4 separate regions of the Homo sapiens genome follow, and regions 2, 3 and 4 are each linked to region 1. Evidence: chromatin loops called from intact Hi-C (ENCODE). Cell type or tissue: K562. All regions are shown on one strand.

Region 1 (8,000 bases):
AAAGAATCTCACTCTATTGCCCAGGCTGGAATGCAGTGGTATAACCATGGCTCACTGAAGCCTTGACCTCTCGGGCTCAAGCGATCCTTCCACCTCAGCCTCCAGAGTAGCAGGAACTATAGGCAGGAGCCATCATGCCTAATTTTTTTCATTTTTTGTAGAGTTGGGGTCTTGCTATGCTGCCAGGGCTGGTCTCAAACTCCTGGACTCAAGTGATTCTCTTGCCATGGCCTCCCAAAGTGCTGGGATTACAGATGTGAGCCACCTTGCCCAGCAAGGTCTTTAAATGAATCTAGGTTCCAAGTGATCCTTTTAAAAGACACAGATCCAGCCAGGTGCAGTAGCTCACGCCTGTAATCCCAGCACTTTGGGAGGCCAAGGCAGGTGGATCACCTGAGGTCAGGAGTTCAAGACCAGCCTGGCCAACATGGCAAAACCCCGGCTCTACTAAAAATACAAAAATTAGCTGGGCGTGGTGGTGGGCACCTGTGATTCCAGCTACTTGGGAGGCTGAGGCAGGAGAATCACTTGAACCTGGGAGGTGGAGGTTGCAGTGAGCTGAGATTGCACCACTATACTCCAACCTGGGTGACAGAGCAAGACTCTGTCTTAAAAAAAAAAAAAAAAAGACACAGCTCCTTTTAAGAGTTACCAAATGTATTCTAGTGGGTTACTAGAAAAGCATAACTACTATCATGGAGGAACACTGGAAATTTTAAAAGGTGGGAATCTTTGGATTAGCTGTGTCACCTGCTGAGAGCAAGAAGGGGCTGTAGGGGTTGGGTGTGGGCATCAAAGGAGACAGAGGCCCAGTTAAGGGAAAGGAGAGGCTGCATCATAGACCAATTTTACCTACTTGAGGTACAGAATTTATTCTTTAGTTTTGTAGGACAGCTTGGTGATCAACCCCCTGGTTTATAGATGAGAAACTGAAGATGGACAGTGACTTGCTTAAAGTCACCCAGATGGGGAGCAGTACGGATCCAAGCCTGCGTGGTTCTGAGTCAAGTGCTCTGCACATCATTAAATCATCCTCCCCTCCCTACCCACAAATCCTAGCCTGGGGAGACCAGTAGCACACAGGGGTCAGGACAAAGCTAATGATCCTAGCCAGCCAGCAGGTTTTTGGACTGGAGCTGTTCTTAACTTTTCCTCCACTAAGGAGAAGGTGGTTGTCCCTCTCCAGAGGAGGCAAAACCTGAAGCTCATTGATTCTCAGTGGGCAAGAGTCTCACTCTGGGCTCCAGGACTGCCCTGAATATCAGCTGGAGGTGCAGGAGACTGGAAGGCCCCTGTCTACCCTCCCTCCCTTCCCCCAGCTCCTGCCAGTCAAGGAGGAAGTGGTAGGCCTGGTGCCACCCAAAGATCCTCATCAAACCAGAGACACACTGCTCCATCTACATACCCCTTCACCCCACTGCCTGATAGTCAGTGGGGAAGGAGGCCAAATTATCAGCTGATCCTCCACTAGTTCTAAAATCAAAACTGCTCCCCTGGGTAAGAGGGTGTGTTCAGTAGGACACACATCATTCCCAAGGGCTCCCCTCTCTATAGCCCTCTGTCAGGATGGCTACCTTCCAAAGGTTTTTAGAGGCGGTTCTGGGAACCTTGCAAGAACTCACAGCCCTCAACTCCTGGGAAGTTTTGTGTTCAACCTAAATCCATCCTGGGCAGGAGTGCCATTCCTATTGGTTTACTTTCTCTGTTCTCAACCCAACTGGATGAAGCCATTGTACTTTCTACAAGAATTCAAAGAGAGAAAGAAGTATCTGGTTTTTCCCTCAAGCCTTCTCTTTTCCAGGAGAAACAACCCTACTCCTTGGGCTTTTCTCAGAGGACGTGCTGTTCTTCCTCCTACCCTCTGGCCTCATCGTGGGTTTGCCCAGGACAGCCACTGGGAGCCCGTCTACCAACACATTAGGGGAGAAGTGGCAAATGTCACGCACCGACACATCTTGCCCTGGGCTAGTGCAGGTCTCTTGCCAGGTTCCAACCCAGGACCCTAACGCTAGGGATGGTTTTAGTAACCAGCCCAGTGAGGTGGCTCAAGACTATAATTCCAGCTACTCAGGAGGCAGAAGCCAGAGGATCACTTGAGGCCAGAAGTCTGAAACCAGCCGGGGCAACATAATGAGACTCAGGCTCTAAAAAATAAAAAATAAAAAAATTAGCCAGGCGTGGTGGCATGTGCCTGTAGTCCCAGCTACTCAGGAGGCTGAAGTAGGAAGATCGCTTGAACCCAGGAGTTTGAGGCTGTCGTGAGCTATGACTGCACCACTGCACTCCAGCATGAGTGATAGAACAAGATCTCATCTCTAAAACAACAACAAAAAACCAGATTGACTCCAAGGTCTTTTCCCTCATCCCCAAGTCTTTTCTGGGGAGAGGTGGGCCCTGCTTGTATAACTCTCTCGTCTGCTTCCTCCTTTGCCTTTTGACCACTTCTCTATTACTCCTTTGCTTTGCTGGAATCCCCGCCCCCCAACACTATCACTACTTCCTCCTCTTCCAATATTCACTATTATGGGCTTGAAAGGAGCCCCGCCATTTCCGCCCCACCCCCACTTGGCCCCTGAGACTCCCACTGTTAGCCCAGGTTTCCAGAGTTGACAAGTTTTCTGTCAAGTAGGAGGGAACTCTATAATTGATCCTGTGTGACCAGAGATGTTGCTGGCAGTAGGTTCAATATGAGCTGTGATGAGGTACAGACAGTGGACAGTTCAAGCATGCAAGCTCTCCATGGAGTATTTCCCTAGAAATACGCAACCTGTGGGGATGAGGGAGTGGGTAGTGGCCCTTTTAGAGGGCAAGACAGAGGCTCAAGCTAGGAGGCTTTACTGGCTGATGGCACCAGGAAAAGGGGAGCCACTTAAAGGCTGTACTTTCCATGTGAAGGGCAGAGAGAGCCTGGAGAGGTCTCAGTGGCCACAGGTAATACAGAAGTGGAAAATGTTACCCTGGAAGCAAAAAGCCACGGGGGCTGGTATTGTCTGGCAAGATATTAAAGGGACAGGGTGGGAGGTAGGGGTGGGACACAGAGTTTGCAGAAATGGATTTTGGATGATCGACTTTTTTCCATTTATACTGAGGACCCAACCAAATGACATGATCTGCAATACAAGAGATTTAAATAGGATGTAAGGAAGAATCTGCCTGTTAGGAGGTTCTCCCTAGGTGACAAAAGATAGTAGTGGGCTCTCCTTCCTGGGGGAGTGAAATCATCTATTAGATGCTCACAAATCCAGGTAAGGAATTTAACATAGGACCAGTTTGGGATATTCAAGTTCCTCACATCCAAGTTCAGTAAAGTAGGGGGTTGGAACGGTGGTGGGGCACAATAACTGTTCTGTCCCATTCATCTCTCAGGTATCCAGCACCCTCTACCTCGGTCATTAAGAATGGAGGTTTCCTTGAGACCACACGTCTCCTTTGGAGGATGGGGCAGGGAGACACCAGTTTAGTGCCTAGCCACATGCCAGGCACAGAGCCTCACGAGGGGCACTCAAGTACTTGCAGAGTGAACGAAGGCACCCCTATGGCAGGTCCTAGAGAGCTGAGGCCTACCTTGCTCCTTTCCCCCAGTGTTCGCTGATTCTAGTGGCTGAGGGCCTTGCTTCCTCCCCACTAACTAGGGTAGGGAAGGCAGCACTACTGGAGGACTAGAGGAAGAGAGAGAAAAACTCCTTGGCCTCCCAGAAATTGTCTAGGCCAGATGATTGACTTCAGGACAATCATTGATTGGGATTTTCCTGGGCTTAGATTCTCCCCCTTCCCTACCTGAGGTCTCAAGGCCTAAGGTAAGTTTCCCAACCTGATATGTGTGGTGGATAGGGGGGTGAGCTGCGTAGCAGTATAATAGGGTCCTCAGTCCTCACCCACTCCGCAGCTCTGTCCCACCTGGCGGGCAGGGTTAGACAGGCCAGACAGGTTTGGGACTGGGGGCGGCCCCTTTATGCCTCTCTCAGCTCCAGAGGAAATGACTGCCAAGCACTGGCTAACTGTTTCTCTTGAAAGTCAGGAGGAAGCAGCAAGAAAGAGCACACTGCGTGCCCAAGCATGACTCTGTGGAGGTGTGTGTGCTCATCACACAGAGTCTGGGATGTGGCCTGGCTCCTGGCCCTCAGAACCCCATAATGGCCCTCAGAACCTCCTGGCCTCCAGTTGTGGGGCCCAGTTCTGCGCAAGGTTTCTGCACACACTTCACTAGGTCTCTGGAGGGTGGGCAGCGGCATCTACCAGGCTACGTTGGCCCAGTTACCCAGGACCAGCCCCCCGACCCCAGGCCCGGGACGCTGGATGGCTGGGTGCCCCTGGAGTGGCACAGTGTCCACACCTGGCTCCCAGGCGGCAGGGGCTGGTGTGGTGCATCTGCCGTCCTCCCCCGGGTCCCGGGTGCCCCTCACCTTGAGCTGGGACTTGGAGACTTTGCCACTCTTCTCCACGTCCAGCGCGGTAAAGGCGTACCAGATGGACTTGAGCAGTTCCTTGCGCAGGGCCATGGCTGAGGCGCCCGCCCGGCTGGGGGCGGCTCTGACACTAAGATCCGGTTTCAGGAAATGCAAACGGCTGCAGAGACCGCAGAGGTGCCGTGGTGGAGCGAGAGCACCACCTGCCTGCACATTGCGTGAGGCTCTGTGCTGTCGAGAACCCTGCCTGTTGTTCTGGCAGTGCTCAGAGGCTCCACTCCCTGCATGGGAACTGGGGACCAACTCTCCGAGAGCGGGAACCCTCGTTCTGTATCCACGTGGCTCCCGGGGCATGTGAGGCCCTTTTAGAAGCCTCCTCAGACCCGGAGGCTTCTGGAGCCTTCCAGGGCTCCCAGACGCAGCTTGCTGAGGGAAAAAGCAAGCTCATCCTGATATTGGGGTCAGACAGAGTAAAGGTCCAGTCCTAGTTCAACATAGGAGGCCTTGGGTAAGTTACTTAACCTCCTTGAGCAGTTTCCTCATTTGTAAAGCAGGAAAAATGCCTCCGTGTTGTAAGAATGTCTGAGAATGGACGTAAAGCACATAGTAGGCTCTGGGTAGAGCTTTTGGTGCTACTTAACATTACCATGGTGGTGGGACTCCATCCAAGTGGAAGGAAACAAAGGCAACATCACAAAGCTGGAGAAGGAAATGGGCCAGGGCACCTCTCCAGGTCAGGATGTGGCACTTGACTTGCTGGCTCCCTATCCCCTCAGCACTGGCTCTAAACGGTACTCAGAGCACTGCCCACTCTAGCCCCAGTAGCCCTGAAGACACTGGAAACTTCCTGAAACACATGGGGGTGAGCCTTGTGGTGCACCTCAACTTTAAGGGTCCCAGCAGCAGCAGGCTTGGGATTCAGGGCCCTCCATGTCAGTGCTTCCTTTCTTCAGATCCAGTGTCCAAAAGGACTGGGACACGCCCACACCAGGAATGGTGGTCACAGATGTTGAAGACATCTGCTCAGGCCAATTCTAAGACACCTCCCCCTACCCCCTAAGCCAAATAAAAATCCCTCCAAGTAAGGTGCTGGGAATACCTCCTGCCTGGAAGCACGCCCCCGCCCCTCTCTTCCCAAGGAGCTGGTGGCAAGAGTAAATGGGAGCTTTCTAGGCATCCTGGGAGAGGATGCCTGGATCAGAGGAGGGGGTTCCAATCCTAGGAGGCAGGAAGGGGTTGGGGCATATCCATCACAGCAGAGAGAGGAAAAGAGGCACCACCAATCCCTGCAATGTTCCTGTGTAGGCAGAGTCAAACCCAGAGCTTCTTCCCATCAAGTGCCTTCCCCTGTATCCCTTCTTCCCCCTGGAGCTGATCTGGTCTCACCAACTCACTTTTCAGTGGGGTCTGATTGTGGCTTTGAAATCCCACAGCACAGTCCTAGGCACCTAGGTGGGCACCCCCAGAGCTGGGTAATAGAGCCAAGACTTCAGCTCCAGAGGCATCAGACTCTGCTCCTTGAATCTCAGTAACCTTGGCAAAGGTGTCCCCCAGCCTCACTCTAACCTGGGGCTTTGCCCTCTTGGAGAAGCTGACTGTGTGATTTGGGGGTGGCTGGGTTGGAGGGGCTCTGACTACGTTTCACAAGAAAAGGCAGGAAAAGAGTTCCCCCAGCTCAATCACATGAGGCCTGAGATTCAGCCAGAGCCTGGAAGCAGCGGTCACCCTGGTCCTGTTTGGCTACCCTGGAGCCCACCTGCTCAGCTGTGGGCAAGAAGCCACCAGCAGCTCCTCAGGGCTTTATCTTATACTGGGCTTCCTTCCCACCTGTGTCCCTGGCAGGCCAGCCCCACCACTCTGGCACCAAGGCTGAGTGGGGTTTGTGCCAGGGAGACAGGGCTGATAGCCTGATTTGACCAACCCTGCCACCCGGGCCTAGAGCTGAAAGGATGGAGGGACCCAGGTGGAAATTTGGAACTTTTATTAAATACTCATTCATCCATGTGCCACCACCACCCAGAGCAGGAAAAAAATTATCAAAATGGAATTAAAAAAAACAAAACAAATCAAACCCAATCCCCAGCAGTCTATGTACAGGGCCACTCCCTGCCTCTCTGCCATAGAGAGGTTGGGGGGCAGCTGAGGAGTGGTGGGGGCTGGGCACCTTTTCTTCAGCCACAGGCCCCTGAGGAATTAATTGACTGTGGTGTCAGGAAGTCCCTGGTGCCAAGTAGCCAGGCATCTCAGCTGGCCTCCAGGGAGGTGGTTATTGCTGGGAGGGCAGGACAGGGCCTGCTCCACTGCTACTGGGCTGAAGAGCTGTCTGTGGCTCAACCCTACAGGGCCAGTCCCCATAGCAGCCCCAATCTCTACCTGAGAAGGGGAACAGACTGAGGGCCAGAAGGGTGTTCTTTAGGAGGAGAGTGGGCGCCCAGCTGATTTTGAGAGGCGGGTGCCCTGGTGTAGCCTGGCTGTTGTCAGCTCCCGAGGATGATGCACTCCCCTGATTCCAGCTGCCTGGCCCCCTTCTTGAGCAGGGCCCCCATTCCCTTCAGTTAGGCAGTTTTCTTGCTGTCTTCTCACCCCAGAGACCTATGTGGCCACCTTCTATGTGTCAGCCACAGCCTGGGCCCTTGGGGGCAAGAGTGGCCATGCAGATGGCACTTCCTCCAGCATGGTGTGGGACCCAGCCCTCTTGGACTCAGCAGCCACTCTCCGACACTGTTGTCTCCAGGGTCACAGCCCCTTGCTGCATGGCCGCAGTGGCCACATTGATGGCCTCCTCTAAGGTCTGCTGTTCCTCCAGCTGTGGGGAAGGGGGTGCAGAAGGAAGGAGACAGTGAGACCCTCCCTGCTAGATTCCAGTGTTAGTAATATGTGGCCTACTTTTTTTTTTGACTCTCCCCCATCTACCCAGTGCCACACGCTGAGCACTTAGTAGGGCTCCAATAAACATGAAGTTCACGGATGAAGAGTCCTATTAGGCTAGGCATGGCCAGGGGGCCCTGGAATAGCCAGGGTCAGAGAGACCCACTTGCTCACGGAGGAAGGACTGGCTGAAGAGAACCGTGGTGATCATCTACGTCAGCCTCCTTCATTTCCAGATGAAGAAACAGAGACACAAAATGATGAAGGGCTTGGACCACAGGTGGACTGCCATCGGAGTTATCCTGAAGGCCAGAAGAGGCTTCAACATTCTGCCTCAGCCAAGAGCGAGCCTGAGACAGATGCATGGATGCAGGAGGAAAGGGATCTGTCCTCTGAAATGGGCTCTTTTTGAGTCAGATGCCCTTCTCTTCAAGATCCTCATCTAATTCCCCTTTATTCCTTGTTGACTTCTCTGGCCGTGGGATCCCCTTTCCTCCCAGATCTCTACTCACCTGCACTGCAATGTGCGTTCCGTTGGCTGTGGCCAACAGTGCCACCTGTTGATGACGAAGAGATGCTACACTTGAGTCCTCAGCCACCACAGCCCCAGAGGTAATGATTGTGACCTGAAAGACAAAAGGAGGTCTTCCATTCCACCTGCAGTATACTCTCCCTCCCCACAATCCAAATAAACATCCCTCCAATTAAGGTGCTGGGAACAACCCA
Region 2 (8,000 bases), 150 kb before region 1:
GAAATTATCAAGAACACTAAAATATGGATTCACAGTTACCATTCTTAGAGAAAGCAATCTTGCCTTAAAGTGAACGTTATGCTTTGAAAAGCAGAGCATACAGCCACCAGGATAGCGGATACGTATTCCACCATCACGTTTTAAGTATCTATTTTTGTACTTTAAAATGTACGTATTTTAACACATGTGTACACTTTATACATAAGTATACTTACACTGGACGTACGAGTCCAGTTTTTTAGAGATGGAAGTACGCGATCAAAAGTGATTTGCCTCCACTTATCATCACTATACCTTACAGCGAACAGAAGGCGTGTGCCTCGAGTTCCCGGATCCTCGATGTCCCGCACACAGCAAGTGCTCAGTGAAGGGTGCCCCTGCTCATAGGGTGCGCGGCAGGCCGTCGCTGAAGGGGCTTATTTCACCTCTGTGTGTGTCGTTCCCCCGACAGCCCCCCGCCTCCCATACCTGCTAAGGGGCCGCGGGCGAGGACTTACAGCTCCAGACGGCCGTCAGGCCCCTGCACGACCGGCTCCTCCCGGCACAGGGCCTCGAGCAAGCGACCCCAGTCGAAGGGCTCCCAGCCGCGGCTGCCCAGCGCCCGGAGCACCCCCAGGCCGCGCCGCGCCCCCTCAGGCCCCGCCTGCAGCGCCTGCAGCAGGAGGCGGGCGGGGGCCTCCAGCTGCGCCCAGGGCGCCGGCTCCACGCCCTCAGCCCCAGGGAGCCCCGCGTCCGGTGTCGCCATGCCGGGGCACGGGTGCCGCGCCGCCCCCTACTCTGGTGTGGGGCCTCAGCTCAGAGGCTGAGGGGAACGGAGGACTCCAGCGCCGTCCCTGACGCGGCGGTGGCGGGCCAGCTCCAGCGCCTGTTACAAGCTCTCCTCGGCGTTGGGAGACCGGAGAAACCCGGCCGCCCGAAGCCGCAGCCGTTCCCGCGCTGTCGGAAAGGGAAGGAGGGAGGCGCGGCCGGGGGCGGAGCCTGAACGTGAGGCCGGCGCGAGGGCCGGTCGCAAGGGGCAGGGCCGGGCACAAGTCCAGCCGGAGTAGGTGGGCGGGGCCAAGGCCTGGGGCGTGCCCATGGGAGGGGGCGTGGACAAAACAAGTGGTTAGTTTGTGGGCGGTGTCGGGCCAGGGAGCCTGGAGCGGGGCGGGGGCGGGGGTTGATGGAGGGGTGGATCCGCCGCTGACGACCCCAACCCTCTCCCTTTCTTCATCACTCCCCAAAGTAGTGGAATGGAGTGGATGTCAGGGGTTCTGTTGTGCTAGAGGACCCGCGCTGTATTTACGCTGACGGCATGTTGCTTGTCATGGACTTCACCATAGAATTTGACCACAATTTACCACCCCACTTAGCTTCATCTCTTCCACAGGCCAAAAGTGCTATCATTTGGGTTTCAGTCCTCTCCAGAAATAGTATTTGATATACAAACATCCCTGAGAATGACATGGTCACAGTAAAACCTAACACTATTAATACGGCCAAAGACTTTCTTCTGAACTTCCTCCCAAAGACCAAGCAGTAACCTTGCTCTGGGTCGTTTATAGGGGGCCAGGTGTGGCTCCACTTCCTAGGGTTCAGTTTAAGGAAGTCCGCTGGAGAACTTGGCTTCCAGCCAAGGGTGGGATCACTGCAAAGCGTAGGAAATAAGCGAGAAGAGCCCCACAGTGCCTCCTAAACCTTGCTTTGGGGGCTAGCTTGTATTTCCTGTCCCAGCTCTGCTGCCACACACAGCCCTTCATTCAGGAAATGTTTACTGAGCACCTAGGGACTGGGGATACTGGGAACAAAACAAAGATCCTGGCCCTCATTGTCACACAACTGGGGAGAGACGGAAAGCTAATTAAACAATGTTTGTGATGTGTTCAAAAAGAACATAACACCGACACACAGCACGAAGTGCTTTTAAATAGGGTGGTCAGGCAAGATGAATGTGAAGATGAGGTTGGCAAGCCAGATAGAAGTCTGTGAGAAGACCATTTCAGTCCTCCCTGTGGAGGGCGGGGGGGCTCTGGGGCAAAAGCATGGCTGGAACGGAGGGCACTTGCTGGATAGTAATAGGAGTTGAGATCAGAGTGGGAACCAGGTCAGATCTTAAGAGGCCTGAGGTCACAGAAAGGAGTTGGGCTTTCACTCTGAATAGTATGGAAAGCCATGGGAGTATCTTGAGCTTGATCTGATCTCCATTTGAGCCAAAATGATTTCAAGGGAGATGTCGGGAAAGACTAGTGATATTTCTTAGATAATGGCTGCTTTGCAAATGCCAAAATAGCAAGAAAGAAGTTTCTTCCAGACACCTTCTGTTTCAGGTAAGCAGCTCTAACTTTACAGGGGATGTTTTGGGTCTTCGAATGACAAGCTGTTAGAGGAGTGGGACCTGATGAATAGCAGGCAGGGCCAAGAATGCTAAAAAGCCTGCAATGCCCTGTGCATCCTCACCTACAGCTTTACTCTGAGTGGCTGTGGCTCCCACCCACCAAGGTCTGTATTCTGGCCACCTGAAAGGGAACAGGGAGGAAAAGTTCTAAACATGGCTCAAGGACCCTGGTGGATCCCCGAGTCCCTTTCACAAGATTCATGAGGTTATTACTATTTTCATAATGCAAAAATGCACTGTGAAGTTTTCCAGAAGCTAAGTGACAAGTAATATTGCAACAGATTGAATGCAGAAGCAGCCTTATTGCACTTGGCAGTGGGGCTGGGCTATGAGCGGACCACTCTTCAGACACCAGCAATGATAACTTAGGTGCATTTTATTGGTTTTCTTTCAGAGTCATTCTACAAAAGAGCAAAGTTAAAAACCAAGGCCCTGGCAAGAGGGTTTGAACCTTCCTCATTCCAGGAGCCCTCCCCCATTCCTCCATGTCCCCAGCTGTGTCACTGCTGCAGTTCATGGGGGTGGAGGGCTTGCTACTTTTGCCCCCCCACCAAACCCTAAAAGGGAAAGACCTACCACCTAGAAACTCCTTCCCCTCACCCCAATTTTCCTCAAGTTGATCCTGATTACAGAAGGCCATGGTAAGAACTGTTGGGGTCCTGCAGGAGTTCTGAACCCCAGAAGGTCATGGCCAGGGCACCGTCTGTGAAGAGCACATTGTCCTCTGGCTCAGCACCCCTTAGGAACAATGCTGGGCCCAGCACCTGGGAGTAGAGAGAAAAATCAGTGAAAACCCATCAACTTCAACACTGGTTGCCTCAGGAATGGAGGAACTCAAGACTCACATATAAGGTTGGGCAGATTGTACATAGCACAAAGGTGCCACATCTAAGTAGGCACCATATTAGCATCATAGATACCATCCATAGGTTTCATATTTATCACAAACATTTATTATAAGCCATGACCAGCAGCCTCCCCTGCCCCATACCCCTGCGGTTACCACCTCACTCCCAGAGGCCAGTTGCACTCTCTCAGGCCAGGGAGGACCGGAGGTCCCAGCCTTAGCTGGGAGCTGGTGCAGGTAGATACACTCAGATTTGAAGGGGCAGCGGCCATTCCCTCGCACGAAGAACCGGCATCGGATCTGGCTATGAGAGAGAAGACGACGACCATCACCTTCAAAACCTGTTACCCCAAGAACAAGGGGCACTCAAGGCTGACACATAAGGTTGGGCAGGTTGTACACAGCACCAAAGCCCCGCATCTAAGCGGACACCACTAGCATCATAGTGTAGCTTTTACATTTATTCTATCTTCCAGCAGATGGCAGTAAAGTATCTTAAGGGGCCCCTTTCTGTACTTCTCAGTCTCTGAGCCAGCAACAGCAGCGGCCCTGGGAACCTCCTTTCATTTTTCTGGTTTATTTTGTTTGTTTTTTGGGTTTTTTGTTTGTTTGTTTGTTTGAGATGGAGTCTTGCTCTGTCACCCAGGCTGGAGTGCAGTGGTGCAATCTCGGCTCATTGCAACACCCACCTCTGGGGTTCAAGCAATTCTCCTGTCTCAGCCTCCCGAGTAGCTGGGACTACAGGTGCATGCCACCACGTGCAGCTAATTTTCATATTTTTAGTAGAGGTGGGGTTTCACAAAATTGGCCAGGCTGGTCTTGAACTCCTGACCTCAGGTTATCCAACCACCTCAGCCTCCCAAAGTGCTGGGATTACAGGTGTGAACCACTATACCAGACTTTTTTTTGTTTTTGAGATGGAGTTTCACATTTGTTGCCCAGGTTGGAGTGCAGTATCATGATCTGGGCTCACTGAAACCTCCATCTCCCAAGTTCAGGCGATTCTCCTGCCTCAGCCTCCCAAGTAGCTAGGATTACAGGCACCCACCACCACGCCCATCTAATTTTTTTGTATTTTTAGTAGAGACGGGTTTTCACCATGTTGCTCAGGCTGGTCTCAAACTCCTGACCTCAGATAATCCACCCACCTTGCCCTCCCAAAGTGCTGGGATTACAGGTGTGAGCCACCGTGCCCGGCCTTTTTGTTTTTTTTTTTTTTTTTTTTTGAGACAGGGTTCTTGCTCTGTCACCCAGGTTGGAGTGCAATGGCATGATTACGCTCACTGCAGCCTTGACCTCCTGGGGCTCAGGTGATCCTCCTGCCTCAGCCTCTTGAGTAGCTGGGACTGCACGCGTGTGCCATCATGCCTGGCTAATTTTTATATTTTTTGTAGAGATGGGGCTTCACCATGTTGCCCAGGCTGGTCTCAACTCCTGGGCTCAAGAGTTCCTCCCCGTCAGCCTCCCAAAGTGCTGGGATTACAGGTGTGAGCCACCGTGCCCAGCCCCTCAGTTTCTTCTTCTACAGTATGAGGATAGTAAGAGTCCCTGCCTCATGCAGTTTACGAGATACAAAGCCTGTCACACAATAAACCTCCATCTACACCATCTCCTATCACATCCAGTCCTGAGCGCTCCCCTTGGGAAACTTCCAACTGGTGGCCCAGCTGCCAGTACAGTTGCTGTTGAACAACACAGGCTTGAATTGCCTGGGGCAGCTTATACGCAGACAAGATCCTGGAGACAGCAAAACCAATTCCCTCCTCTTCGTCCTTCTACTCAATGTGAAGACAATGAGGATCAAGTCGTTTATGGTAATCTGCTTTCACCTAATGAATAGTAAATATATTTTCTCCTTTATGATTTTAACGTTTCTTTTCTCTAGCTCACTTTATTGTAAGAATACATATTATGTTATATAATACATATAACATATAAAATCTGTATTAATTGACTTTATGTTGTCCGAAAGGGTTCTGGTCAGCGGCATGTTATTAGTTAAGTTTTGGGGGAGTCAAAAGTTATACATGGCCAGGTGTGGTGGCTCACGCCTGTCATCCCAGCACTTTGGGAGGCTGAGGCGGGTGGATCGTTTGACCTCAGCAGTTCAAGACCAGCCTGGGAAACATGGCAAAACCCTGTCTCTACAAAAAATACAAAAATTAGCCAGGCATGGTGGTGCGCGCCTATAGTACCAGCTACTGGGGAGGATTGCTTGAGCCAGGAGGCTGAGGCTGCAGTGAGCCGAGATTGCACCACTGCACTCCAGCCTGGGCAACAGAGCGAGGCTCTGTCTCAACAACAACAACAGCAACAACAACATTCTATATGGATTTTCGATTGCATGGGGTTCGGTGCCCCTAACCCCTAAGTTGTTCAAGGGTCAACTGTATTTCCTCACTTCCATCTCTCTTTGCCTGGGACACCCTCTTTTTTCTCCTCCTGAGGAACCCTGTTCTTCCCATGCACAGCTTAAATACTTCCCCTTCTGTAAGAGTCACTCGAGTTAGTGTTTCCTTCAGTAATTTTGTTGATGCAGCTATTAGCGTTCACAGGTGTCTCCAGAACACGCCTGACTATCTCCTGGGTGAAGACGAGGCCTCCTTCTTTATCCCTCCCTTTACCCAAATACACTTTGCATAGATCAAGTGTAGTAAACCCTTTGGGAAGGTGGAGTTAGGAACTTGGAATTGCAGCTAATTCCAGATTTTGAATAAGTGCTTACCCTCCCCAAGAGATTCAGACCTATCCAATAAGGCTGCCTTTCAGCCCCCTTCTCAGCCACCCCATGTTTTCAAAGAGCAGCTAAGCAAATAACATGTATTCATATCAGTTTACTTTCCTGCCTTATGACAAATTGGAAATAAAAGCCAAAGCAAGGCTTCTCATGGTGCAGAGAGAACCAGAGTTGCTCTAAGTTGATTCTGAGCCAAGTTAGAAGAGAAAATTGGCCCTGGTGTTCCTTCTGCTATCTCAGCCACTCTCCGTTTATTAAGTGGGCTTTCTTTCCTTTTTTTTGAGACAGAGTTTCACTCTTGTTGCCCAGGCTGGAGTGCAGTGGCACAATCTCAGCTCACTGCAACCTCCACCTCCAGGGTTCAAGCGATTCTCCTGTCTCAGCCTCCCGAGTAGCTGGGATTACAGGCGCCTGCAATCACGTCTGGCTAATTTTTGTATTTTTAGTAGAGACGGGGTTTCACCATGTTGGTCAGGTGGTCTTGAACTCCTGACCTCAGGTGATCTGCCCGCCTTGGCCTCCCAAAGTGCTGGGATTACAGGTGTGAGCTACCATGCCTGGCCTTATTAACTGGGCTTTCTGAAATCATGAAAATAGTTCATGCCTTCACCTGCCATTTTGGTCACTCTAAACTTCAGGGCTTTGGGGATTCACTGGCTGGGAACCATGGCTGAACCAGAATGAATCAGGGGCTACCTTCTCCACTTCCCTAACCCTGAGTCTCGTTCCCTCTGCAGCCTCACCTGGTCCGAGCCTTGAAGTTCCTGATGAGTTGCTCCTTCTGGGCCCCCTTGCTCACCCAGAACTTGTGGGGGATGATGTAGCTGGAATGGACACGGCACTGTGGACACGCCCTGAGCAGTGGAGTAGAATGTGGGAGAATAGTCACAGGCCCCCAGGCCAGCCTCCTCACTGGGGTGTTTCCCTCCATCCCTGTTGGGACCCCCATGACACTGACTTGATGACATCCAGCGGGAAGTCCTGCCGGTTCTTCCGCCAGGTGCGCAGGCAGCCCAGACAGTGGGCATGGGTGCAGTTGGGCAGGATGCCGAAGACCCGCTGGGCCTCTGGCTTGTCCCACACTTTGTCCATGCAGATGCCACACACCACATCCCGACTGTCCTGCTTCCCAGGCAGCCACAGGTAGGGTCAGACACTCCACCCGCATGCCCACATTCAGCCTCAGTGGCCACCAAGCCCTCCCCCAGCAGATCTGGGTGTCCCAGAGGGCCAGAAAGCCATCTTTTGCCACCCCTCACCCACAACCTGCTGCACCTCAAGGTCCAGGCTCTGAAGTGGCGCCATGAGCTCTCGGACAAGGTGGAACTTTGGCAGAGACTCCTGGGAGTGGCCGTGATCCCTGTCAGCAGCTGTTGGGAAAACTGCATCCATTCACTCACCCCTGAGGCAACCACTGAGCATTTCCTGCATGCAAGACTCTGTGGTAACCCACGTCCTGCCCCCAAGTGGATTAGAGACCAGTCAGAATTAGAAGCCTCTCATATAGGCCAGGCTCGGTGGCTCATACCTGTAATCTCAGCACTTTGGGAGGCCGAGGTGGGTGGATCACCTGAGGTCAGGAGTTCAAGACCAGCCTGGCCAACATGGCGAAACCATCTCTAGTAAAAATACAGAAATTAGCCAGGTGTGGTGGCGAGTGCCTGTAATCTCAGCTACTCAGGAGGCTGAGGCAGGAGAATCGCCTGAACCCAGGAGGCGGAGGTTGCAGTGAGCTGAGATCATGCCATTGCACTCTAGCCTGGGCAACAGAGGGAGACTTCATTTCAAAAACAAAAAAAACAGACTGTAATCCCAGCACTTTGGGAGGCCAAGGCAGGCAGATCACGAGGCCAGGAGTTCGAGACCAGCCTGGCCAATATGGTGAAACCCTGTCTCTACTAAAAATTCAAAAATTAGCCAGTCGTGATGGCATGTGCCTATAGTCCCAGCTACTCAGGAGGCTGAGGCAGAAGAATCGCTTGAACCAGGAGGCGGAGGTTGCAGTGAGCCAAGATCGTGCCACTGCACTCCAGCCTGGGAGA
Region 3 (8,000 bases), 250 kb before region 1:
AAGTCAGAAGGATTTTCTGTTGCTTACAGTTAAGGATCTGGTTAAAAAGGGTGATGCTTTTGCAACTCACTTTTTAAAATTTCTTTTTATTTTAGAGACAGGATCAGCCAGGTATCATAGCTTATGCCTGTAATCCCAACACTTTGGAAGGCTGAAGTGGAAGGATCCTTTGAAGCCAGGAATTCACGACCAGCCTGGGCAGCACAGTGAGACCCTCGTCTCTTTAAAAACATAAATAAATAAGGCCAGCCACGGTGGCTCACGCCTGTAATCCCAGCACTTTGGGAGTCCGAGGTGGGCGGATCACGAGGTCAGGAGATCGAGACCATCCTGGTTAATACAGTGAAACCCCGTCTCTACTAAAAATACAAAAAAGAAAAAAAAACATTAGCCAGGTGTGGTGGCGGGCGCCTATAGTCCCAGTTACTCGGGAGGCTGAGGCAGGAGAATGGCATCAACCCAGAAGGCAGAGCTTGCGGTGAACCGAGATTGCACCACTGCACTCCAGCCTGGGTGGCAGAGCGAGACTCTGTCTCAATAAATAAACAGTAAATAAATAAATAAAATAAAATAAAATAAAATTAGCCCGTGTGGTGGCATATGCCTATAGTACCAGCTACTAGAGAGCTGAGGTGGGAGGATCACTTGAGTCCAGGAGTTTGAGACCAGCTTGGGAAACATAGTGAAACCTCATCTCTACAAAAAATTTAAAAATTAGGCGGTTAGGGTGGCATGCCTCTGTAGTCCCAGCTACTGGGGAGGTTGAGGTGGGAGGATCGCTTGAGCCCAGGAGTTCTAGGCTGCAGTGAGCCATGATTGTGCCACTGCACTCCAGCCTGGGTGACAGAGCAAGACCCTGTCTTTTTTCTTTTTTTTCCATGAGACATTTTATTTGTAAATATATGTATTACATCCCTAGAAAAAGAATCCCAGGATTTTCCCTCCTGTGTGTTTTCGTCTTGCTTCTTCATGGTCCATGATGCCAGCTGAGGTTGTCAGTACAATGAAACCAAACTGGTGGGATGGAAGCAGATTATTCTGCCATTTTCTAGATCTTTGAGTTGCACACCGAATCTGGGGCTGATCACTCCACACTTGTTTAGCCTGCCTGTGAGGTTCGCAACAATTTTCCCAGCTCTGCGATCATCAATGATTTCAAATTCGCCAATGTAACCATGCTTCATCATCACAGTGAGAAACCGGACGATGAGTTTGGAGCACGGCCTAATAAGCACTGGGCGTTTGCCTCTCTTTTCGGCATTGTTGATGCTCTTGAGAGCATCGGCCAGGACGTTCACGCACACCATGGTGGCGTCGTGGGAAGATGGCGGAAAAGCTTTTTTTTTTTAAGAGACAACTTATCAACTATATTCATTCCATTCTTGGGGCACAGTTAGGTTGTTCCCACATTTTTACTATTGTGAACAGTGCTACGACACATATCCTTGTACACCTGTCTCCTTGTGTCCATGTATGAAAGTCGACATAGGGTCTAAGCATCTGCAACTTCACTAGGTATTGACAAACTCCCAAGTAGTTGTACTAGTTTACCAAAAACCATCAGCGTGAGTATGAGTTCAGGTTTCCCACATATTTACCACCATTTGGTTTTAGAAAATCCATTAACTTTTTCCAATTTTATGGGACATTATATCTCACTGTTGCTTTGATTTCTATGTCCTTGATTCTAGGTGAGGCTTAGCAACTTGTCATATGAAAGGTTATTGGGGGCTGGGCAAGGTGGCTCACACCTGTGATCCCAGCACTTTAGGAGGCAAAGGCAGGGGGATCGCTTGAGCCCAGGAGTTCAAGGCCAGTCTAGGCAACACAGCGAGAACCTGTCTCTATTAATAAAAAAAGAAAAAAGAAAAGAAAGGTTATTGGGAAGCCCCAGAATGGAAGTCTCTGTGGCTTTTTCCTCTTGAGCTGGTCCATTTCCCCAGAGAGGAATTTTCCTGGAAGTCAGCATCCACTCACCCATGCTCTTTCCAGGCTGTTACCTCCCTCCATCCTCAGCTGAGTCTGGGGTTGCCAAGGTCACCAAGTTGAACATGTATATGGCACAGCCTTGCCAGAGAAGAGGCCAGTGTTCCGCTTGGAGCAGGGAGGGGCAGCTGCCTGGCTGCATGTAATGGGAGTGGTCTCTGGAAGACTTTCAGCTTCTCCTCTCTTTCAGCCCCATGCTGAACACCCCCCTTCAGAAGCACCTACTGCCTTGCGCAGGCTCTGCGTTACAAACCCACTTCCTTTTGGCTGGCCAGGTCCTCTGCATACTTGGTGCCACCTTCTCCCTGCTGCTGACTCTGTCACCCTCCAGCCATCCCCTTTCCAGCTTCTAAAATTCTGCCAGCGCTGTGTGCTGCTCTCTCCTGTCCTGTTCATTCCCTTTGTCCTTTTGGCTTGATACTTCTTAAATTCCTTTACTGTCTTTTCAGAGGAAAGGGGCTTCCATGGGGAGAAGAGTGTATGTTAGGCCCACCATTTTTATTTTTTATTTATTTTTACTTATTTATTTTGAGATGGAGCCTGTTGCCCAGGCTGGAGTGCAATGGTGTGATCTCAGCTTACTGCAACCTCTGCTTCCTGGGTTCAAGCAATTCTTCTGCCTCAGCCTCCCAAGTAGCTGGGATTACAGGTGTGTGCCACCACACCTGGCTAATTTTTGTATCTGTAGTAGAGACAGGGTTTCACCATGTTGACCAGGCTGGTCTCAAACTCCTGACCTCAAGTGATTCGCCCGCCTCGGCTTCCCAAAGTGCTGGGATTATAGGTGTGAGCCACTGCACCCGGCCAGGGCCTCTATATTTAAACGGACACTGTGTAGGTATTTAGTCTAGAATGTACTTTGTATGGTGGAAGGTAAGGATCTAATATTAGCTTTTTCAGCACCACGTACCGCTTAGTCCATTCTTTCCTTCATGGTTTGTTATGCCACCTCTGTCAGAGCCAAACTCCTGCACCCGTTGGATTTCTTTCTAGGCTGCCAATTCTGTTCCATTAGGATGGATAAAGAGGGACAAAGACACACAGCTATCCATGTGCCAAGACCATAGTTTTAATCATGATAGCTGGTGGTGAAAGCTTATTCTTGTTCCTCTTCAAAATTGTTTTTGTTGGGTCAGGCACAGTGGCTCACGCCTGTAATCCCAACACCTTGGGAGGCTGAGGTGGGTGGATCACCTGAGGTCAGGAGTTCAAGACCAGCCTGGCCAACATGATGAAACCCCGTCTCTGCTAAAAATACAAAAATAGCCCGGTATGGTGGCCTGTGCTTGTAATCCCAGCTACTTCGGAGGCTGAGGCACAAGAATCGCTTGAACTTGGGAGGCAGAGGTTACAGTGAGCCCAGAGCATACCACTGCACTCCAGCTTGGGCGACAGAGCAAGACCCTGTCTCAAAAAAAGAAAAAAATTGTTTTTTTTGGACTTCTGGTTTGTGTATGGTAGAATAAAATTAGCATTTTCCTCCCTCCTCTCAAAAATCATGAGAAGCAACATGGAGAATGAGATACAGAAACATAAAATCCATTTCCAGTAAACCTAGGAGCTACCCGAGATCCTGAGTACTAAAATAGGCCAGAGTGCTGAAGGCAGCAGGGATCCAGCAGAGGGACAGGAGGAAGATCACAGAGGGTGCCTGTGGCTGCAGATAGAGCAGTAGCAACTGCAGAAGCAAACACTTGCACAGCATTTGCAATGACGCTGAGGCTCAGAAAGATGACGTGACTGCGCACAGTCACACAGTAAGCAGGTGACACGGGCAGAATTCAAACCCGGGCCATCTGGCCCCAGAGTCTGTGCCCATGACCTCTCTGCCTGGTTTCCCATCCCCCTACACACACCCAAATGTGAGAAGCAGCAAAGTGCATGCCTTGAGGGCGAGGGGCACACCCTAGTGTATAAAAATAAAATCTTGGCTGGGCACGTTGGCTCACGCCTGTAATCCCAACACTTTGGGAGGCCCAGGTGGGTGGATCACCTGAGGTTGGGAGTTCGAGACCAGCCTGACCAACATGGAGAAACCCCGTCTGTATTAAAAATACAAAACTAGCCAGGCATGGTGGCGCATGCCTGTAACCTCAGCTACTCGGGAGGCTGAGGCAGGAGAATTGCTTGAACCCAGAAGGCAGAGATTGCAGTGAGCTAAGATTGCGCCATTGCACTCCAGCTTGGGCAACAAGAGCGAAACTCCATCTCAAATAAATAAGTAAATAAATAAAATCTTTTTGCAGCAACTGGAGCAGATCAACAGCAGCTGCAAGAACACCCCTGGGTCTGCTTTGCTCCCAAGGAACAAAGCAAAAGCGGCCAATTGAGGAATCATGCAGGCAAGCCATATGTGATGGAATAAAGATGGCTGCAATTTCTTTGCCACTCCTCCCATGAAGAAGTGGAGTCTGTTTCCCCTCCCCTTGAATTTGGACAGGCTGTGTCACGCTTTGACCAATAGAAGGTGTCAGAAGTGATGTTGTGTGACTTTCAAGGTTGGTCTCCAGGACATCGGCAGCTTCCACTCTCAATACTTGAAACACTCCTTCTTGGAATGCAGTTGCCATGCTGTAAGGAAGCCCAAGATAGAACAAGGAAAAGCCCAGAACTGTAGCCTCAGCTAACAGCACCAGCTACCAGCTGTGAGTGGAACATCTTGGAAGTTACAGCCCAGTTGAGCTTCTGGATGCATGCAATTCCAGCCACCACCATGTGGAGGCAGAGTTGAGTCATACCCACAGAGCCTGCCTAAAATACAGAATTTTTATTTAAATGGTTGCTGCTGTCTTAAGCCACTACGTTTTGGGGTGATTTGTCATACAGCAACAGATAACTGAAATACCGTATTTGCAGAAATCAGACTGTGTGATGGGAGAAGAGTAGCTTTGCATTGTCAATTTTGTTAATCTTTTAAAAACCCAATTCTTGGTTTCACTGATTTACTCTATTGTTTTTCTATTCTCTATTTTATTTATCTGTACTCTAATTTTTATGATCTTATTCCCTCTACTTGCTTCTGGTTTAGTTTGATCTTCTTTTTCTAGTTTCTTAAGATGGAAGCTTAAGTTATTGATCTGAAGTATTTCTTTTCTTTTTTTTCCTTTTTTTTTTTTTCTCTCAGAGACACGGTCTCACTATGTCGCTAAGGCTGGAGTACAGTGGTTATTCACAGGCATGATCATCGCACATACAGCCTCAGACTCCTGGGCTAAGTGATCCTCCTGCCTCAGGGTCCGGAGCAGCTGGGTCTACAGGTGCACACTACTACCCCTGCTCAGATCTTTATTTTAAAAAAATTTTTTAGAGGCAGGGTCTCACTCCATCACCTGGACTGAGGTACAGCAGCATGATCATAGCATCCTGCAGCCTCAGACTCCCAGGATCAAGTGATCCTCCTGCCTCAGACTCCTGGGTAGCTGGGATTAGAGGTGTACACCACCATGCCTGGCTTTTTTTTTTTTTTTTTTTTTTTTTTTTGTAGAGACGATATATGTTTATCTGGGAATGTCTTAATTTCTCCATCTTCCCTCTGCCCTCTGGCTGCCATAGATTCTGATGGGGAATTACCTGTGAATCTTACTGAGGATGGCTGTCTGCAATGAGTAGTTTCTCTCTTGCTACTTCTTGCTACTTTCAAAATTTTGATTTTTTTTTAAGACAGTCTCACTCTGTCGTCCAGTCTGGAGTGCAGTGGCGCAATCTTAGCTCACTGCAACCTCCACCTCATAGGTTCAAGCAATTCTCCTGCCTCAGCCTCCCAAGTAGCTGGGACTACAGGCGCCCACTATCATACCCGGATAATTTTTTTTTTTGAGATGGATAATTTTTTTTTTTTTTTTTGGAGATGGAGTCTCACTCTGTCACCCAGGCTGGAGTGCAGTGGCACGATCTCGGCTCACTACAACCTCCACCTCCTGGGTTCAAGCAATTCCCTGCCTCAGCCTCCCAAGCAGCTGGGGTTACAGGTACCCACCACCACGCCCGGCTAATTTTTGTATTTTTAGTAGAGACAGGGTTTCACCATCTTGGCCAGGCTGGTCTTGAACTCCTGACCTTGTGATCCACCCACCTTGGCCTCCCAAAGTGCTGGATTTACAGGTGTGAGCCACCACACCCAGCCAATTTTTGTATTTTTAATAGAGATGGGATCTCACTATATTGCCCAGGCTGGTCTAGAACTCCTGACCTCAGGTGATCCACTGGACTTGGGCTCCCAAAGTGCTGGGATTACAGGCATCAGCCACAGCAACCAGCCATCAAAAGTCTCTTTGGCTTTGACTTTCAATCATTTGATTATAATGTGTCTAGGTGTGAATGTCTTTGAGTTTATTCTGCTTGAAGTAAACTATTAATGTTTTTAATAAAATGTGAGACACTTTTGGCCACTTTCTTCTTCAAATTTTTTCCTCACCTTTCTCTGTCTCTCTCCTTTGGGGACTCCCATTTTGTGTATGCTGGTATGTTTGATGATGTCCTACAGATCTTAGTCTGTTCCTTTTTCTTCATTCTCTCCTTTCCCCCTTCCTCAAACTAGATCATCTCAGCTAACCTATCTTCAAGGTCACTCATTCTTTGCCTGCTCAAATCTGTTGTTGAGCCCCTCTAGTGAATTTTTCATTTCAGTTATTGTGCTTTTCAACTCCAGAATTTCTACTTGGTTCTTTATTATAATTCCTATCTTTGTTGATATTCTGTTTGGTAAGTTATTCTTATACTTTCATTTAATTCTTTAGACACGGTTTTCTTAAGTTTTTTAAACTTTTTTTGAAATGGAGGTCTCACTATTTTGCCCAGGTTGGTCTCAAACTCCTGCAATCCTCCCACTTCAGCCTCCTGAGTAGCTGGGACTACAAGTGCCCACCACAGTGCCTGGCTAAACATATTTGAAATAGCTGATTAAGTATTTTTTTCAAGTGGGTTCATTGTTTGGATTTCCTCAGGAACAGTTTTTACTGGTTGCTTTTTTTCCTGTGTATGGGTCCATACTTTCTTTTTCCTTTTCATGTCTCATAATTTTTTTGAAAAATGGACATTTTGAATAACAAGATGTGGCAGCTCTAGAAATAGATTCTTCTCCCTCCCCAGGATTTGTTGTAATTACTGTTGTTTGCTTAGTGACTTTTCTGACTTAATTCTGTGAAGTCTATATTCTGTGTTGTATATGGCTACTGAAGTCTTTTCTTGGTTAGCTTAGTGGTCAGCCAATGATGACACAGATTTCTGTCACTGCCTGGAACCAGCAAGCCTCACAGCCTTTGCCCAGGGGCTCTGGGTGCATGTTGGGGTGTGCCTTCCACAGTCAGCCTGGCAGTTGACAACTCTGCCCCAGCATTGACCTACTCCTTGGAAAAGGCCCTGGCTCTTATTCCACCTGAAAAGCTCACCCTCTCAAATAAATTAAAGATGAATCAGTAGGGGATCTATGCAAAGACACTAGAAGAAAAAAGGAGGAAAGGGGCCAGGTGTGGTGGCTTATGCCTATCATCCCAGAACTTTGGGGGGCTAAGAGGGAAGGATCACTTGAGCCCAGTAATTCAAGACCAGTCTGGCCAACACAGGGAAACATTGTTTCTACAACATAAAAAATAAATTTAAAAAAAAGAAAAAAGGAAGAAAGGAACAAGATAAATATACAAAAACTGAAGAACACTTATTAGAAAATTTTTACCACTGAGCAGGTGAAAAATTCAAATAAGTATTTCATTTAAAAATTTAAAAAAAAAAAAAACTCTTCCGTAAAGCCAAAGCACAAATAAGAAACTAAGGTTGCCAGGCACGTTGGTTCACGACTGTAATTGCAGCACTTTGGGAGGCTGAGGCGGGTGGATTGCTTGAGGTCAGGAGATCGAGACCAGCCTGACCAACATGGTAAAACCCTGTCTCTACTAAAAAAAAAAAAAAATTAGCCAGGCATGGTGGCAAGTGCCTGTAATCCCAGCTACTTGGGAGGCTGAAGCAGGAGAATCACTTGAACCCAGGAGGCGGAGGTTATAGTGAGCCAAGATCATGCC
Region 4 (8,000 bases), 220 kb before region 1:
AACTTAGCCACTTTCCCAATATGGGATGATTAGTCTTTTTTTTTGTTTTGAGACAAGTGGTTCAATCACGGCCCATTGCAGCCTTGACCTCCTGGGCTCAAGTGATCCTCCCATCTCAGCCCCTCCAGTAGCTGGGACTACAGGCATGTGCCACCACCGCCAGCTAATTTTTGTATTTTTTGTAGAGACGAGGTTTGTTTCTCCATGTTACCCAGGTTGGTCTCGAACTCCTGAGCTCAAGGAATCCACTCGCCTTGGCCTTCCAAAGTGCTGGAGTTACAGGCATGAGCCATGGTGCCTGGCCCTGAATCAGTCTTAAGAAGGAGGTGAGATGGCGGAGAAATTATGGGGCTCTAGTGGGCCAGGGTGGGAGAAATCTGCCCAGCTTCTCCTTGACCATTTTTGTCCTATCACAAGGGGAGTGACCTAGGAGCCACCTAATACCAGCAGGTGGAGCAGCAAAACAGCCCTGAGTCAGCTGGACGCAGTGGCTCACGCCTGTAATCCCATCACTTTGGGAGGCAGAGGCAGGTTGATCAGGAGGTCAGGAGATCAAGACCATCCTGGCTAACATGGTGAAACCTCGCCTCTACTAAAAATACAAAAAATTAGCCGGGCATGGTGGCGGGCACCTGTAGTCCCAGCTACTTGGGAGGCTGAGGCAGGAGAATCACTTGAACCTGGGGGATGGAGGTTGCAGTGAGCCGAGATCGTGCCACTGCACTCCAGCCTGGGTGATAGAGCCAGACTCCGTCTCAAAAACAAACAAACAAACAAACGAAAATGGCCCTGAGTCTAAATGAACAGCAGGGGTTTTATTTAAGTGCTCCCCATCACCATCCCTCTGCCCTAAGAGCCTCCCTGTGAAAACCCGGAACTTCTGCTGAATAAGGAGGAACAGTCAAAGCAAGAGCCGTCTCCTCCTTCAATCATAGCCCTAGTAGTTTTTGTTTTGTTGTGTTTGTTTATTTGTTTGAGACAGAGTCTCACTTTGTCGCCCAGGCTCCATGCAGTGGCATGATCTCGGCTCACTGCAACCTCCACCTCCTGGGTTCAAGTGATTCTCCTGCCTCAGCCTCCTGAGTAGCTGGGACTACAGGTGCCCGCCACCATGCCCGGCTAATTTTTGTATTTTTAGTAGAGATGGGGTTTCATCATGTTGGCCAGGCTGGTCTTGAACTCCTGGCTTCAGGTAATGCGCCTGCCTCAACCTCCCAAAGTGCTGGGATTATAGGCGTGAGCCACCGTGCTCGGCCAACTTAGCAGTTTTATTGACTTATTTTAACAATAACCATGGATTTGTTTTCTTCAGTATATTATAAATTGGATACTAACATTTTGGGGAAAATCATTCTGAGGCTGTCAAGGACAGTAGCAAATTCTGGACATTCTACTTTAGATCTAATAAATATTCACATAAATTTAAACAACAATGAAGAACTATCAGCCGGGCGTGGTGGTTCACGCCTGTAATCCCAGAACTTTGGACCACAGAGGTGGGAGGATTGCTTGAGCCCAGGAGTTTGAGACCAGCCTGGGCAACTCAACGGGACATAGTCTCTAAAATAAATAAATAAATAAATAAATAAATTTAGTCAGTAGTGGTGGCAGGAAGCTGCAGTGAGCCATGATCATGGAGCCACTACACTCCAGCCTGAGCAACAGAGTGAGACCATCTCACTAAAAAAAAAAAAAAAAAAAAGATAAAGAAAATCAGGGCCAGGCGTGGTAGCTCATGCCTGTAATCCCAGCACTTTGGGAGGCCCAGGCAGGTGGATCACCCGAGGTCAGGAGTTTGAGACCAGCCTGGCCAACATGGCGAAACCCCGTCTCTACTAAAGAAGTACAAAAATTAGCCAGGTGTGGTGGCGGGCACCTGTAATCTCAGCTACTCAGCAGGCTGAGGCAGGAGAATCGCTTGAACCTAGGAGGCGGAAGTTGCAGTGAGCTGAGATTGCACCACTGCACTCCAGCCTGGGCGACAGAGCAAGACTCCATCTCAAAAAAAAAAAAAAAAAAATCAGACTGGGCGCAGATTGTCTCGTGTGTGTGTGTGTGTGTGTGTGTGTGTGTGTGTGTGTGTGTATTCTGGGGGTGCACTGCCCTCTGCTCTGGGTGTATATGTGTGATAAAATATGCATGACATAAAATTTACCATCTTAACCATTTTTTTTTGTAGGGGCGGGGTGTCTCACCATGTTACCAGGCTGGTCTTGACCACTCATGGCCTCAAGTGATCCTCTTGCCTTGGCCTCCCAAAGTGCTAGAATTACAGGTATGAACCACTGGGCCCAACCCATTTTAACCATTTTTCAATGTAACATTCACATTGTTGTGCAACCATCACCACCATCCATCTCCAGAATTCTTTCATCTTGCAAAACTGAAACTTTGTGTCCATTAAACAGTAACTTACCATTCCCCCTACCTCAGCCCCTGGCAACCACCATTCTTTCTGTCTCTATGAATTTGACTACTTTAAATACCTCCCATAAGTGGAATCATACAGTATTTGTCTTTTTGTGTCTGGCTTACTTCACTTAGCATAATGTCCTCCAGGTTCCTCCATCTGTAGCTGTGTCAGAATGTCCTTCCTTTTTCAGGCTGAATAATGTTCCACTGTATGGGTACACCACATTTTGTTCATCCATTCATCAGACGATGGACACTACTGTTGCTTCCACATTTCAGCTACTGCAAATAATGCTGCTAAGGACATGAATGTACAAGTATCTCTTCGAGACCCTGCTTTCATATTTTTTTTTTTTTGAGATAGAGTCTCGCTCTGTCGCCCAGGCTGGAGTGCAGTGGCACGATCTCAGCTCACTGCAACCTCCGCCTCCCGGGTTCATGCCATTCTCCTGCCTCAGCCTCCCGAGTAGCTGGGACTACAGGCGCCCGCCACAACGCCCGGCTAATTTTTTTGTATTTTTTTTAGTACAGACGGGGTTTCACCGTGTTAACCAGGATGGTCTCGATTTCCTGACCTCGTGATCTGCCTGCCTCGGCCTCCCAAAGTGCTGGGATTACAGGCGTGAGCCATCGCGCCTGGCCGAGACCCTGCTTTCATTTGAGCATAAACCCAGAATTGAGATTGCTGGGTCATTTGGTAGAGGGTCTCGTCTTTGTGGGGAGTGGCCTGGCTTCTGGACTAGAGGGTGTGAGGAGCTTCGATAGGAGCTTAGAGGGGATTCACTGTGTGACTGTGGGCAGGTCACTTTCCTCTCTGGAAACAGATCCTTATTTCTAAAACAGGTGCTCTTGTGGTTTTTGTTGTTGTTGTTTGGGTTTTGTTTTGTTTTTTTGAGACAGAGTCTCACTCTGTCGCCCAGGCTGGAGTGCAGTGGCACGATCTCAGCTTACGGCAAACTCCACCTGCTGGGTTCAAGCAATTGTCCTGCCTCGGCCTCCCGAATAGCTGGGATTACAGGCGCCCGCCACCATGCTCAGCTAATTTTTGTATTTTTAGTAGAGATGGGGTTTCATCATGTTGGCCAGGCTGGTCTCAAACTCCCGACCTCAAGTGATCCGCCTGCCTCGGCCTCCCACTGTTGGGATTACAGGTGTGAGCCACCACCCCCGGCCTTTAACTTTTTCTTTAAATTGAGACAGGCTCTCACTATGTGCTCAGGCTAATCTTGAACTCCTGGCCTCAAGTGATCCTCCCTCCTTGGCCTCCCAAAGTGCTGGGATCACAGGCGTGAGCCACCGCGCCCGGCCAGGTGCTCTTAACCACACACATTCTCAGGCCTCTTTTCCCAGGAGATTCTAATTCAATATCTGGCCTGTGGCCCAGGATATTTTTCTTCTTTTTTTTAAGAGCCTTGGATGATTTTTATCATCAGACAGGTTTAGGAACCGCGGGACTTGACGCTTTCCCTTGCAGCTCTGACTGCTGTTGACTCCGTGGTCAGGAAGCGGATGTGGAGTTCACATCCTAGTTGCCAGCACCACCTCAGTTTCTTCACCCGCTAAAGGAGGGCAGTGGCGCTACCACAGGACTGTGGCACGAAGTCAATGGAAATGAAAGAAAATATGTACCTAGTACTAAAACCAAACCAAACCAAAACCAAGTCCTGTAACATGCCTGGTATTCCCAGTTATCCTCACCTTCCGCGGGGCCGGTGTCCTCCCCGGTGGGTGTGTTCGTGTCGCCACCTGGTGGTAAGGCTAAGTCAGTGCACCCTCCCCGCCCTCCCACTCCAAGCCTGGGCTGGCCCCCGTCAGAAGCCTTAAGCTCCCGGAAGAGCTGAAAGCCCACGGTGGGAGGGCCTGGGGTTCGGGGGTCCCAACACATTCCACAGACCCATTCCAGCGATGATGAGTCGTTGCCTCCGCTCTGCCAGCCTAGTCTGTCCTGCCCCCTCCTTACTAGTAAAGATGGAGCCTACGTGCTAGAGTCCTTGCAGACACTGTCTCATTCCACCCTCACAACCCCTTTGTACGGTAGAGGGACTTACCCCTTTTTCACAGCTGAGGACATTGAGGCTCAGTGAAATTAAGTGACTGGCGCAGAGTCACACAGCTTGAAATGACGGAGCCAAGTCTCAAGCCCAGGTGGGTTTTAACCCACAACTATTTCCAATAAGCCACAAGGCCTCTACCCTGGTAGTTCCCCGCTTTGGCTGGACATTGAATTCACCTGGGGATCCTTGACGAATGCTGACGCCTGGGCCCTACACCAGGGGTTCTGATGAACCAGTCTAGGGCGCTGTAAGGCTCAGGAGGGATCCTGATGGGCAGCCAGAGTGACAGCCACTGCTCTGAACTCGCCCATTCTGTTTCGGGGCTCTTCCCTCTGCTCTGGGGGTGCTAGCCAAGTGTTTGGCTCCGGGGACTCACAAATATGCAGCTGCAGCAGAGGGCGTGCACCTCGGGACAGCCTCCAGCCTGCAGCAGGGGCTCTGATCCTCCTGCCCCTAGCGTGGGGTGGGGTGGCTCCAGAGCGGCTCTGGAGGGAGGCTTTGCTGGGTACTGACCTTCAGCAAGTGACTGCACATTTCCGTGAAGTTTCCTCCAATGTAAAACAGGTGTGAAAACTGTAAATCATGTAAAATTGTCGAGTTTTTTTTTTCTTTTTTTGTTTGAGTCAGGGTCTTGCTTTATTGACTAGACTGGAGTGCAGTGGTGTGATCGTAGCTCACTGCAGCCTTGAACTCCCGGCCTCAAGCAGTTCTCTTGCCTCAGCCTCCCAAAGTGCTGGGATTACAGGCGTGAGCCACCCTGCAGGGCCTAATTGTTGAGTATTAAACGAGCTAATACAGCAGATAAAGCACTTAGAGCAGTGCCTGGAACCCAGCAAGCTCTCAATGAATACAGCTACTGCTACTGCTAATAGTAGTATCACTACTCCATCAGTCGCACCCCGTTTGGACTACTCGCCAATTATCAAGAGAACTGCTCTTTTCTGTTCTAGAAAGATCACTGTCCCATAGGGAGGGGCTAGCCATCAAAGAGAGCGGGCACAGAGGCAGGCACAGGATCCAGCCGGTAATCCGAGTTTCCCACCACTGGACTCAACCGACTGAGCCAGGGTAAGCAAGCAGGGCAGTCAGGCCCCTCTTGGGGGGACTGGCATGGACACAGGAAAGGTGCACAGGCACCCCTCCTGTTAACACAGAGGGAAGTAGGGATGGGACGCAGAGGCTCAAGGACATCTTTTGAGTATTTCAGGGGCAGGGACTTTGGTCCATTCTGTTCACTGCTGTGAGTGGAGTGCCTAGAAGTGCCCTGCATACAGTAGGGGCTCAATGAATAGCTATTGAATGGACCTCACGCCGCACCACAACAGCCTGACCTGTCTCATTGTCTGTCCTCTGGCTCCGGCCCTCATCCATCTCTCCTATTGGTCTCTGCCTGACTGGACAGAAACAGATCTGCAGATCTGGTCCCCATTCACTTGCCCTGGGCATAGGAGCTGAGGACCAGGGGACTGCTGCTGCTTCTACCCCTGGGTCCTTGGGGGCTTGGAGGGTGGAGGCCCCTCTCTGGCTGAACTAAGACTGTGACTGTCCCACTGTGGGGGGCCCAGTGGACCACAGAGGGGTGCTGTACTGAGACAGAATTGGCCTCATGGGTGGAAAAGCTTCCCAAGCAGCTGTCCCTGTGCAGCATGATGGCTTCGGAAGACAGAGAGCAGCCTGTGCCTGGGCATGTGTGAGCAGAGGGAAGAACTGTGTCTACCCAGGGATTCCTGACTCTGCTGGGGCCAGCTCAGATTCACATGGATTCTGTGAAAAGCCATGGAGGCCCCCAGTAGCATCACTTGTCAGATTCCACTTTTTTTTTCTCGAGGTAAGGTTTTACTCCCATCGCCCAGGCTGGAGTGCAGTGGTGCCCTCTCAGCTCACTACGACCTCCACTTCCCAGGCTCAAGCGATCCTCCTGCCTCAGCCTCCCAAGTAACTCAGACTACAGGCATGCATCACCACTTCTGGCAAATTTTTGTATTTTTAGTAGAGATGGGGTTTCACCATGTTGGCCAGGCTGATCTCGAACTCCTGACCTCAAGTGATCCACCTGCCTCGGCTTCTCAAAGTGCTGGGATTACAGGTGTGAGCCACCACGCCCAGTCCAGATTCCACTTTCTTTTCTTCTTTTTTTTTTTTCTGAGAGAAGTCTCGCTCTTGTCCCCCAGGTTTGAGTGCAATGGCTTGATCTCGGCTCACTGCAACCTCCGCCTCCCTAGTTCAAACGATTCTCCTGCCTCTGCCTCCCAAGTAGCTGGGATTAAGGCGCCTGCCACTACGCCCGGCTAATTTTTGTATTTTTTAGTAGAGACGGGGTTTCGCCATGTTGGCCAGGCTGGTCTCGAACTTCTGACCTCAGGTGATCCGCCCGCCTCGGCCTCCCAAAGTGCTGGGATTACAGGCATGAGTCACTGTGCCCCGTCCAGATTTCTCTCTAGAGAAGACATGAGTGTTTTTGTTTCATTCTCTGTACATGCCCACCAGCAACTCTCATCTCCCAGGCTGTGAGCTCCATGAGGGCAAAGACTGGGCTTGCATTGCATTTCCAGCTCCTGCAGCCAGTGCCCAGCTGCCACCCAGGGCTTTGTCCAACCAACAATTGAGAAGCCCCTCTGCGGGCCAAAGTGGGGCTGTGCCCGGGCTCTGAGCTCAGAGAATCTGCCCGAATCCCACTCACTCACACTGCCCACCTGGGAGACCTGGACAGTGACTTAACCTCTCTGAGCCTCCAAGAAGCAAGGATAACACAAGAACCCTGGCACTGGACTCCTAGGGTTCACTGAGAGAAAATTCCTTTTAGAACAGACGGCCAGGGGCTATGTGATGTAACAACACAACCTGGACAAAACTTAAGCCTGTGTGAGCCTGATCAAAGCTCAGCCCTACTTTCTATTTCACAAGAGCCCAGACACACCCTCAGGTGACCGCAGTTCCCATTTCTGATGAGCCCACCTGCATGGATCCTTTTGAGATGCAAAATGTCTTTTGCCCGTTTGAGACACTGATGCCCAGGCTGGAGCCTCCAAGCAGGGGGAATGCTTGCCCAAGGCCACCCAGCAGAAACCTGGGGAAGCGGGACACTGGGTCTGTTTCTGGGCAAAACCACTCTCCTTTAACTTTCTCCAAAGTCGCCTCCTTTCACCTCTGTGCCAGGTAAGCTAAGCCCTGGAGGCCTGAGGTGGAGTTCCTTTAGGGACCTGGGCCTCCATTTCCTTACTGGTGAAATGAAGGTAAAACAGCACATAGCTGACATTTCATAGGATACTTGCTCTGTGGCCAGCACTGTGCTAAGCACTGCACGTTTCTATCTATTCAATTTTCACGGCAATTTCCATAAAGTCGATTCCAAGTGTCGTCACCACTTTATGGACTAGAAAAATAGAGGCACAGGGAGGTGAAGAAAAATGCCTGCTTGCCTTTTGAAGTTTCCGTAGGGACTAGAAATAACACAAGTAAAACCAAGCACATAGTAGGTGCTTGGTCAGTGGAATGGCTCCACTAAACACTGGCTGTGTGACCTTGGACAAGTTA

The links. Hi-C counts contacts between places; a loop is a spot of excess contacts. Peaks named below come from ENCODE experiments on the same cell type or tissue, not always from the same donor. Only the 100,000 strongest peaks of a DNase experiment are listed, where the experiment ranks them.
Region 2: it touches region 1 in a loop (9-fold over the local background); 55 of 110 quality-filtered maps call a loop at or near these places.
Region 3: a loop joins it to region 1, with 2.8 times the contacts of the local background. A loop is called at or near these places in 14 of 110 quality-filtered maps.
Region 4: a loop joins it to region 1, with 3 times the contacts of the local background. A loop is called at or near these places in 4 of 110 quality-filtered maps.

The regions. Positions count from the first base shown.
Region 1 is chr6:35,294,356-35,302,355 of GRCh38, reverse strand. ZNF76 (zinc finger protein 76) reads right to left here. Exons shown (of 14, transcript NM_003427.5): 13 at 7,787-7,900; 14 at 6,371-7,212. The coding sequence ends at 7,108. DEF6 (DEF6 guanine nucleotide exchange factor) reads right to left here and starts at 4,538. Exons shown (of 11, transcript NM_022047.4): 1 at 4,404-4,538. The coding sequence starts at 4,499. RefSeq lists a silencer at 6,037-6,201. In K562, CTCF peaks have their summits at 4,600 and 7,836 (motif pointing left); DNase peaks (open chromatin) are centred at 2,515, 3,614, 4,575 and 7,845; H3K4me3 peaks cover 1,224 bases.
Region 2 is chr6:35,445,291-35,453,290 of GRCh38, reverse strand. It overlaps FANCE (FA complementation group E), which reads right to left and starts at 953. Exons shown (of 10, transcript NM_021922.3): 1 at 498-953. The coding sequence starts at 745. It also overlaps the pseudogene MKRN6P. RefSeq lists a silencer at 403-1,302. In K562, a CTCF peak has its summit at 3,702 (motif pointing right); DNase peaks (open chromatin) are centred at 680, 1,030 and 3,720; H3K4me3 peaks cover 1,451 bases; H3K27me3 peaks cover 1,544 bases.
Region 3 is chr6:35,549,180-35,557,179 of GRCh38, reverse strand. It overlaps the pseudogene RPS15AP19. Among named protein-coding and RNA genes, the nearest start is that of LINC03135, 9.5 kb to the right of the region's middle. In K562, a CTCF peak has its summit at 4,697; DNase peaks (open chromatin) are centred at 3,648 and 4,699; H3K27me3 peaks cover 2,181 bases.
Region 4 is chr6:35,519,159-35,527,158 of GRCh38, reverse strand. No RefSeq gene overlaps it. Among named protein-coding and RNA genes, the nearest start is that of TULP1, 10 kb to the right of the region's middle. In K562, CTCF peaks have their summits at 442 (motif pointing right) and 4,160 (motif pointing left); a DNase peak (open chromatin) is centred at 4,178; H3K27me3 peaks cover 3,729 bases.